Linked DNA regions of Homo sapiens: region 1 is linked to region 2. Evidence: chromatin contacts called from ENCODE Hi-C data. All regions are on one chromosome and are shown on one strand. The core of a region is the stretch at or near the end of the contact, and the rest is flanking DNA. Distances in the headings are between cores, read along the strand shown.

Region 1 (5,440 bases), core at 592-3,091, 55 kb before region 2:
GCTTCATTTGCTGTGAATTGAGTTTCTTATTAAGAATCAATGTCATTAGAATATCATGATGGTGCATAAGACATTTCACAAGTCCACACATGATAAAGGTAGCAGAAATATTATGGTAAATCCATACTCAGAGCCAGTGTCTATTTCAGTGAGGAAAAATCATTTACTACTCCTTAATAGAGGCTATCCTACGCAGTCAACTTGTCACCAGGTGGATGGCTTGCTCTCTCCAAGTGTTCCTCTCCTATCTTGGCAGGCTAGGCACTCAACAGTAACAATATCCAGGTAAGGCATGTGAGAAGATATATCAAAATGCTCCTGTCCTTTGGATCCCAAGAAAACTTCACCGAAGCGATAGATTCTGATTTTTTTTTTTTTTGATGGAGTCTCGCTCTGTCGCCAGGCTGGATTGCAGTGGCGTGACCTCGGCTCACTGCAACCTCCGCCTCCTGGGTTTGAGCAATTCTCCTGCCTCAGCCTCCCGAGTAGCTGGAACTACGGGCGCATGCCACCACGCCCAGCTAATTTTTGTATTTTCAGTAGAGACAGGGTTTCACCATGGTGGTTTACTATTCTGTTACTAATGGGAAGTTCTTGAGGCTTATACTTGCCTCCTCCTACAATAATAACTCTCATTTCATGGATCAGAGAGCAAATGTGAAGATTCTGCCACTGTCTGAATGTGTCTACTCCAATTATATATTCAAGAGCTTGGGGGAATAACCATAGGGTGGGTAATCTGATTTACTTGTCACAAACATAGGTCAAAACTCCACTATCATCTTACCTCCATAAGCCCACATTTAAGCTCGTGAACCAGTGTAATAATGTGGGTTCTCAGAAATTAACATCAATTCAGAGCTAGTGTCTAATATCCCCCAAAAGATCTGGCTATTTCCTTTTCCCTATGCTGTCACCACGGTAAATGGCTATAGGTCCCTTTGGAGAAGGTTTGGGATAAGGTTTACAGTATATATTTATGGCAGTGCTCCGGGGTGTTTCATCAAGGGGACCTATCCTCTCCTTTGATCACAGAGCTCTAGGTCTATGAACTTTTTTTTTTTTTTTTTTTTTTTTTTTAGTAGAGACGGGGTTTCACCTTGTTAGCCAGGATGGTCTCGATCTCCTGACCTTGTGATCCGCCCGCCTCGGCCTCCCAAAGTGCTGGAATTACAGGCGTGAGCCACCGTGCCCGGCCTGGTCTATGAACTTTTTAGGTGTTTTAGAACTGGGTTTGAGGAGCCATGAATTTCCATTTTAGTGATTCAAGTCAAGTTTCTATCAAACCTAGATTCTTGTTGTTTAGATCAAATATCATTTTAGTAATCTACCCATCTATTTCATTCCAAAGGACACTGTGATGAATTAGCTGCCATCAAAAATTGTTGAGGACCAAAACATTGTGATAATCACTTTGTCCTTATTTCCAGTTAAAGTACTTACTCTCATCTCTTGTAGTTAAGGGCTGACAGTTGGCCTCTGCTACTCAGGGATACCAACATACTGACTGATATCAGGGCACTCATCTCAGTGTTGTAACTTTCCACTGTCATACCTGGCCTACGTAAGACAACCATCACAGAACTTTACAAGGGCACTGATTGTAGTAGATTGAATAGATGGCCACAATTCTTTACTCCTCCCTGTATCCATGCTCCTTTGCTCTGTGGCGAATAACCTCCTATCAAGAGGTAGAATATATTTCCCCATGCCTTGAATCTAGTCTAGCCTTGTAACATGCTTTGACCAATAGAATGTGACAGAAGTGACATTGCACTAGTTTTGAGCTCACGCCTCAAGAGCCTTGTACACTTTCACTTTCTCTTTTGGAACCTTATTCACAGTCATATAAACAACCCTAAGCTAGCCTGCTGGAGGATGAGAAAACAATGGGGAATAGAGATGAGCCATTTAAGCTGAGTTCTTTCAAGACCAGCCAGCCCTCAGATGACCTGCTGGCTGATGTCACAAGCATGAGTGAGTCTTGTCAAGGTAAGCTGAGCCTGGCACAGGACAGCAGAACCACTAGGTCAATCTGTAAACTTGTGATCTAAATAAATGTTTTTTTTAATCTTCCAAGTTTGAGGATGGTTTGTTAATGTAGCACTAGGCGACTAATACAGTGGTGCTCTTCTCACTAATATATTTCTCAAAACCTTAGTGAAAGGAATATTTTCTGGGCCATCTTGGGGGATACAGTGTGTGTGTGCGTGTGTGTGTGTGTGTGTGTGTGTGTGGTGGCTGTGGAAATCACATATGATGAATTCACTCCATCATTCCTATCTCCCTAAGCTTTCATATTCCTTCCTCTACATTATGTCACGAAAGTTCTAACATCTCAACTGATTTAAATGTAGGCTGCCATTCAGTCCAAATTTTAGTCAACTAGCCAAAGAAGCTGTTAGAGTTACTTCCTTCTGTACAAGCTAATGCACTAAATCCATAATCTCTAATAAGTGTACCTATATTAATAACTTTGTCAATAATAATTAAATTGAACATTTAAAAATAAGTAAAAGAGTGTAGTTGTATTGTTTATAACACAAAGGATAAATGCTTGAGAAGATGGATATCCCATTTACCCTGTTGTGATTATTACACATTACATGCCTGTATCAAGATATCTCACGTACCCCATAAATATATACACCAACTATGTACCCACAAAAATTAAAATTAACAATAAAAAATAAATCCTATAACTAAAAATGCAATTAATAAAATAAAAAATGCAATAGAGAGAATCAACAGCTGAATTGATCAAACAGAAGAAAGAATGTGAATTTGAAGAAAGATTATTCAAAAATATACAGTCAGAATGGCTATTATTAAAAAGTCAAAAAAACAGCAGATGCTAGTAAGGCTGCAGAGAAAAGGGAATGCTTATACACCATTGATGGGAATGTAAATTAGTCCAGCCCTGTGGAAAGCAGTCTGGAGACTTCTCAAAAAACTTAAAAAACAGAGCTACCATTTGATCCAGCAATTCCATTACTGGGTATATATCCAGAGGAAAATAAATCATAAACCAAAAAGACACATGCACTCATATATTCATCACAGCACTATTCACAATAGCCAAGACATGGAATCAACCCTGGTGCCCATCAATGGCAGATTGGATAAAAAAAATACAGTACATATACAACATGGAATACTATGCAGCCATATTGAAGAATGAAATTATGTCCTTTGGAGAAATATGGATACAGTTGGAGGCCACAATCTTAAGTGAATTAACACAGAAACAGAAATCCAAATACTGCATATTCTCACTTAAAAGTGGGAGCCAAACACTGAGCACACATGGACATAAATATGACAGCAATAGACCCTGTGGACTACTGGAGCAGGGAGAGAAGGAGGGGTGAGGGTTGAAAAGGTACGTACTGGGTACTATGCTCACTACCTGAGTGATAGGATCTGTACCCCAAGCCTCAGCATCACACAAATCCCCATGTGACAAGCCTGCACATGTACCCCCGTATCTAAAATAAAAGTTGAAATAAAAAAAAATACAATCAAAGGAGAAAAAAGAAAAGGAATAAAAAGGAATAAAGAAAGCTTCTGAGATTTATGGGATAGCATCAAAAGAGCAAATGTTCAGATTATAGGGGTTCATGAAGGGGAAGAGAAAGAGAAAGGGATCTAAGCTTATTCAAAGAAATAATAGAAAAATTTCCAAATCTGGAGAAAGATATAAATCTCCAGGTACAGGAAGGTGAAAAGTCTCCAATCAGATTCAATCCAAATAAGAATACTATGACCAAACTATTAAAAATCAAAGACAAAAAAAGGATCCTGAAATCAGCAGCAAGAAAAATAAAGCAAATATTATATAAGGGAGTTCCAATATGCCTAGCAGTGAACTTCTCAGAAGAAACCTTGTAGGCCAGCATAGAATGGGATGATATATTCAAAATGCTGAAAAGAAAAAACACCACTGTCAACCAATAATACTATACCAGCAAAACTATCCTTCAGAAATGAAGGAAATATAAAGACTTTCTCAGACAAACAAAATCTGAGGGAGTTTAACACCATCAGACCTGTCATACAAGAAATGTTAACGGGAATTATTCAAGCTGCAAAAGAAAGAACTCTAATGAGTAACATGAAAACATTTGAAAGTATGAAATTCTCTAGTAAAAGTGAGGACATAGTCAAATTCAGAATAATATGGTAATGGTGGCATGTAAATCACTCATATGTTTAGTATGGCGATTGAAGGACTAAATTATCAAATATAATAACTATGATAACTTGTTAAGGGATATGCAATATTAAAATATGTAAATGGTGACATCAAAAAATTCAAAATGTGGGAGTGAAGAATGGGGTAAAACTGTAGGTTTCTGTTTGTTTGTTTGTTTTTTGGCTATCAAAGTTAAGTTGCTGTCAGCTTAAAACAACCTGTTATAACTATATGATGTTTTTTGTAAGCCTAACAGAATGAAACTATGAAACTACTAGAAGAAAACATATGGGAAAAGCTACACAGTGGCCTCAAAAGCACAGGCAACAAAAGTGAAAATAAACAAATGGGATTACATCAAACTAAAAAGTTGCTGTATAGCAAAGGAAATAAACAGAGTGGAGAGAATGAGAGAAAATATTTGCAAACTATGTATCTAATAAGGAAGTAAGGAACTCACACAAGTCAATAGCAAGAGAACAAATAACCTGATTTAAAAATGGGCAAAACATCAGAGAAATGCAAATCAAAACCACAATGAGATACCACCTCACACCAGTTAGAATGGCGATCATTAAAAAGTCAGGAAACAACAGGTGCTGGAGAGGATGTGGAGAAATAGGAACGCTTTTACACTGTTGGTGGGACTGTAAACTAGTTCAACCATTGTGGAAGACAGTGTGGTGATTCCTCAAGGATCTAGAACTAGAAATACCATTTGACCCAGTGATCCCATTACTGGGTATACACCCAAAGGATTATAAATCATGCTACTATAAAGACACATGCACACGTATGTTTATTGCAGCACTATTCACAATAGCAAAGACGTGGAACCAACCCAAATGTCCATCAATGAGAGACTGGATTAAGAAAATGTGGCACATATACACCATGGAATACTATGCAGCCATAAAAAAGGATGAGTTCATGTCCTTTGTGGCGACATGGATGGAGCTGTAAACCATCATTCTCAGCAAAGTATCACAAGGACAGAAAACCAAACACTGCATGTTCTCACTCATAGGTGGGAATTGAACAATGAGAACACTTGGACACAGGATGGGGAACATCACACACCGGCGTCTGTCATGGGGTGGGGGGAGGGGGGAGGGATAGCATTAGGAGGAATACCTAATGTAAATGACGAGTTAATGGGTGCAGCACACCAACATAGCACATGTAACAAACCTGCACATTGTGCACATGTACCCTAGAACTTAAAGTATAATAACAAAAAAGAAA
Region 2 (5,630 bases), core at 715-3,214:
CTGCATGTGGCAATCCAATTTTCCCAAGACCATTTATTGAAAATGATGTCCTATAAAGATGGGAACAATAGACAGACACTGGGGACTGCTAGAGGTGGGAGAGAAAGAGGGGGCTAAAGGCTGAGAAACTACCTATTGGGTACTATGTTCACTACCAGAGTGACAGATTTAGTCATACCCCAAACTTCAGCATTATGTAATATACCTTTGTAACAAACCTGCACGTGTAACCTCTAATTCTAAAACAAAAGTTGAAAAAGAAAAATAAAGGGTGTCTTTTCCCCATTGTGTGTTTTTGTCACCTTTGTCAAAGACCAGTTGGTTGTAGATATGTGGTTTTATTTCTGTGTTCTCTATTCTGTTCCATTGATTTGTGTGCCTGTTTTTATACCAGTACCATGCTGTTTGGTTCCTATAGCTTTGTAGTATAATTTGAAGTCAGGTAATGAGATACCTCCGTCTTTGTTCTTTTTGCTTAGGATTCCTTTGGCTATTCAGGCTCTTTTTTGTTTACATATGAATTTTATAATTTTTTTCTAATTCTGTGAAAAATGATGTGGGTACCTTGATAGGGATTGCAATTTAATCTGTAGGTTACTTTGAGCAGTATGGTCATTTTAACAATATTGATTCTTTTGACCCATGAGTATGGGATGTTTTTCCCCATTTTTGTCATGTACAATTTCTTTCACCAGTGTTTTGTAGTTTTCCTTGTAGAGATTCTTGGTTAAATATATTCCTTACTATTTTATTTTTTGTAGCTATTGTAAATGGGATTTCCTTCTTAATTTGTTTCTCAGCTGGATAATTACTGGCATATAGAAATGCTACTAATTTATGTATATTGATTTTGTTTCCTGAAAGTTTACTGAAATCAACTCTACAAGTTTTTTGGAGAAAGTCTTTAGGGTTTTCTAGGGCAAAGTTTTTCTGGGGCTGTGATGTGAAGTGTGCCAGTTTTGGGGCCCCAGTGGTGGCAGCAGTGGGCTGAGCTTGCCTGTCCTTGAACCCCAGAGCCATGTATTCTGGCTCTGGTGTTAACAGGTGAAGGCAGGCCAATTCTTGGGCCTCCGGGTGGCTTGTTCAGATGTCAGCAGTGACAATGTTTGGCCGGGTTTATGGGCAGGTTCTCAGGCCCCTGTGCAGTGGGCATGATGTGGGCAATGGCAATAGCATTGATGGGGCATCCTCCTACAACCTATGTGGTTGAAGCTCGTCTTTGCCGTGGCAGCAATGGGTTGGGTGGGCCAATCTCCTGGCACACAGGTGATATGTGTTGGTGTTTGCCAGCAGTGGTGGTATTGGTATGTTGGGTCAGCCCAACTTCAGACCCTGGGAAGAGTACTCAGGTTCCACTGGTATGGACTGGGCTGAGAGATCCCCAGGCCTCTGGATAGCATACTTGAGTACTGGGGGCATAGGACTGGGTTAGTGTACTTGCCCTCAGGGACCCTGGTTAGTGTATTCAGGCTATAGCTGTGATAGGCAGGGGCAGGGTTGTCTCCAGGCTGCCGGCAGGATATTCAGGTGGGGGCAGTGGTGGCTGCACTGTGGGCCTGCCATCTGGGAGGATGGGGCCATTGTCATTGTCAGCAGTGCAAGCAGGCACTTGTGGGGCACACAGCCTGCTCATACCTTGGTCCTACAGCCTACAGCAGCACTAGTACAACTTTTCCTTGGGGCATGTAAAAGTGCCAGGCCTCCCCCATCTCCCTCCTGGGCCTGATGGTGGCAGTGGCAGCATTAGCCCCAGGGCAGGATGCAGTTCTTTGGGGACTGGGCTCTCAATGGTAGCAGCTGTAGTCCTGTCACCATATAGGGTGGGACCACTATCAGTGGGAGCAACATAGGCAGGCACCTGTGTGTTACATGGTTTTCTTTCTCTTTCGTTTCACAGCAGCCTGCAGCAGCAGCAGGGATGGGATTCGTCCTCAGAGTGTGTGAAAGTGCCTGATCTCTTCTTTCCCTCCTTGGCCAGTGGTGGCAGCAGTGGCAGTGGCACCAGGGCTGGATGTGTTAAGGCAAAAACTGCAATTACTTTTGCACCAACCTAATAGTTCTTTGAGAGCTGGGCTGTTAGTATTATCTCCATGGAAGGGGCATATACTAGCTACATCTAATCAGCCACTATGAACCTGACTGGTGTGAGATGGTATCTCATTGTGGTTTTAATTTACATTTTTCTATTTTTTTTTTTTTTGAGACAGAGTCTCGCTTTGTTGCCCAGGTTGGAGCACCGTGGTGTGATCTCAGCTCACTGCAGTCTCTGCCTCCTTGGTTTAAGCAACTCTCATGCCTCAGCCTCCCTGAGTATCTGGGACTACAAGTGCACACCACCATGGCCAACTAATTTTTTTTATTTTTAGTAGAGATGGGGTTTCACCATATTGCCCAGCCTGGTCTCAAACTCCTGAGCTCAGGCAATCCACCCGCCTTGGCCTCCCAAAAGTGCTAGGATTACAGGTGTGAGCCAACTGCACCAGGCCTTAATTTACATTTTTCTAATGATTTGGTGATGTTTAGCACTTTTTTATGTGCTTGTTGGCCATGTGTATGTCTTCTTTTGAAAAGTATCTGTTCATGTGTTTTGCCCACTCTTTAATGGGGTTGTTTGGTTTTTGCTTGTTAATTTAAGTGCCTTATAGCTTCCAGATATTAGACCTTTGTCAGATGCATAGCTTGCAAATATTTGCCCCATTCTGTGTGTTGTCTATTTACTCTGTTGATAGTTTCTTTTGCTGTGCAAAAGCTCTTTAGTTTAATTAGGTCTCATTTGTCAATTTTTGTTGTCATTGCAATTGCTTTTGATATCTTCGTTATGAAATCTTTCACTGGGCCTGTGTCCAGAATGGTATTTCTTAGGTTATCTTCCAGGGGTTTTGTAGTTTTAGGCTTTACATTTATAAGTCTTGAAACCATCTTGAGTTGATTTTTGTATATGGTATAAGGAAGGGGTCCAGTTTTAATCTTCTGCATATGGCTAGCAGTTATCCCAGCACCATTTATTGAATAGGGAATCCTTTCTTCATTGCTTGCTTTTGTCAACTTCATTGAAGATCAGATGGTTATAGGTGCACAACTTTATTTCTGGGCTCTCCATTCTGTTCCATTGGTCTATATCTTTGTTTTTGTACCAGTACCATGCTCCTTTGCTTACAGTAGCCTTGTAGTGTAGTTTAAAGTCAAGTAATGTGATTCCTCCAGCTTTGATCTTTTTCCTTACGATTGTTTTGGCTAGTCAGGCTACTTTTTGGTTTCATATGAATTTTAGATTTTTTTTCTAATTATGTGAAGAATGTCATTGGTAGTTTGATAGGAATAGCATTGAATCTGTAAAATGCTTTGGGTAGTATGGCCATTTTAACAATATTGACTCTTCTTATCCATGAACATGGAATGTTTTCCCATTTGTTGGTGTCATCTATGATTTCTTTGAGCAGTGTTTTGTAATTCTCATTGTAGATATTTTTTACCTTCCTGGTTAGCTGTATTCCCAGGTATTTTATTCTTCTTGTGGCTGTTGTGAATGCGATTGCACTCTTGATGTGGCTCTCAGCTTAGATGTTGTTGGTGTATAGAAATGCTACTGATTTTTGTGCATTGAGTTTTGTATCCTGAAACTTTGCTGAAGTGCTGATTTTTTTTTAAATCAGATCTAGGAGGTTTTGGCAGAGACTATGGGGTTTTCTAGGTATAGAATTATATAATCTGCAAACAGAGATAGTTTGACTTCCTCTCTTCCTATTTGGATGCCTTTTATCTCTTACTCTTGCCTGACTGCTCTGGCCAAGACTCCCAGTACTATGTTGAATAGGAGTGGTGAAACTGGACATCCTTGTTTTGTTCTGGTTCTTAAGGGGAATGCTTCCAGCTTTTGCTCATTCAGTATGATGTTGGCTGTGGGTTTGTTATAGATGGCTGTTAACTATTTTGAGGCATCTTCCTCCAGTGCCTAATTTGTTTTAACATGAACAGATGCTGAATTTTATCAAAAGCCTTTTCTGCTTCTATTGAAATAATCATGTAGTTTTTGTTTTTAGTTCTGTTTATGTGATGAATCACATTTATTGATTTGCATATTTTGAACCAAACTTGCATCCCAGGGGTAAAGTCTATTTGATTGCGGTGGATTAGCTTTTTATTGTGCTGCTGGATTTGGTTTGCTCATTTTTTCTTTTGTTTCTTTGAAACTTGCTTATTTTCTTTGGCTTTCAACAGCCTATTGTGATTTTTCAGTATGTAGATTTCTTTGTGTTTATCATCCTTGGCGTTGAGATCCTTGGATGTGTAGATTAATATTTTTCATCAAGTTTGGGAAATTTCTGACAATTATATTTTCAAATATTTTGTCTGTCCCTTTTTGTCTCTCTGCTTTTTCTTGGACTCCAATGACTCATATGTTACGATATGCATTGAATTTTGTCCCTCCAAAATTCGTATGTTAAAGTCATAACCCTCTATATCTGAGAATGCAACCTTATTTGAAGATAAGGTCTTTACAGAGGTAATCAAATTAAAATGAAATTATTTAACTTATATTCTTATAAAAAGGGAAAATTTGGAGACAGATACATGCAGAGGGGAAATGATGTGAAGACAGGGAGAAGATGGCTATCCACAAGCCAAGGAAAGTGGTCTGGAACATATCTTTCCCTCATAGCCCTTAGAAGGAACCAACATTACCAACACATGGTCTCAGACTTCTGGCCTCCAGAACTGTGAGATAATATGTTTCTGATGGTTAAGCCACCCAGTTCGTGGCACTTTTTTATGGTAGTCTTAGTAAACTAATACAGGTTGTTGTGTTCGGTGCTATCCCACAGGTCTCTGTAGCTCTGTTCATTTTTCTTAAATTTTTTCTTTCTGTTCTACAGATCAAGTTATCTCTATTAATCTATCTTTAAGCTTGTTGATTCCTTCTTCTGTCAGAGCAATCTGTGTAGTCTCCCTAGTGAATTTTTCATTTCAGTTATTATACCCTTCAATTCCAGAGTTTCCATTTTTCTTTTTTTATAATTTCTGTCTCTTTGTTGATGTTCTGTGTGCTAAGTAATTGTTCTCCTAATTTCCTTTAATTCATTAAACATGGTTTATTTTGTTCTTTTGTTCTTTGAGTACATTTTTTGTCCTTGTCTGTTGCGTGCAACATCTGAGCCCCTAGAAATGGTTTTTGTTGACTGCTGTTTTCACCCCATGTATGGAATACACACTCATGTCTAATATTTTTTAAGGAAAACTGGACGTTTTAGACAATATTACCTCTGTATCAGCATAGCTTAGTGGTCAGTTAATGGTTGGTCAGAGATTGCAATTAAAATCTTTAACCAGTAAGGCTAAGTTTCTACCCTTTGAAAAGTGGATCTGCATGTGGGATGGGAAACAAATTCAAAGTTCAGGCTGTTTACAAGCCTGTCTCACTCTTACTTTCTGTGTGGACAAGGACTCATGTTCTCCCAGGGACAAGTGCATATCTAGGATCCACTCTGACCTTTCATAAGCAAGTGTGCAGTTTGTAAATATACGTAGTCTGCCAAACCCCCAGTGATATGTCAGAACTTTTCAAGGCCTACTTTGGCTGTCTCATTACCTGGATATCCCTGTTAAATTTCTTGCTGGCAGGCCTTCTGGCC

Evidence for each region. A loop is a pair of places that touch in the nucleus more often than their neighbours do. Pooled maps may share reads with other maps.
Region 1: a pooled map shows a loop between it and region 2 (2.5-fold over the local background). The contact joins two enhancer-like sites. A Hi-C loop is called at or near these places in 1 of 50 pooled maps.

Annotation. Positions count from the first base shown.
Region 1 is chrX:155,629,017-155,634,456 of GRCh38, reverse strand. The region is part of intron 1 of SPRY3 (sprouty RTK signaling antagonist 3); the gene reads right to left. Among named protein-coding and RNA genes, the nearest start is that of TMLHE, 19 kb to the right of the region's middle. RefSeq lists an enhancer at 1,810-1,859. Within about 2 kb of position 1,841, at least 3 of the 41 ENCODE cell types and tissues checked have a DNase peak (open chromatin) inside an H3K27ac peak, as active enhancers do.
Region 2 is chrX:155,574,150-155,579,779 of GRCh38, reverse strand. All of the region lies in intron 1 of TMLHE (trimethyllysine hydroxylase, epsilon), which reads left to right. Among named protein-coding and RNA genes, the nearest start is that of SPRY3, 36 kb to the left of the region's middle. Within about 2 kb of position 1,964, at least 2 of the 41 ENCODE cell types and tissues checked have a DNase peak (open chromatin) inside an H3K27ac peak, as active enhancers do.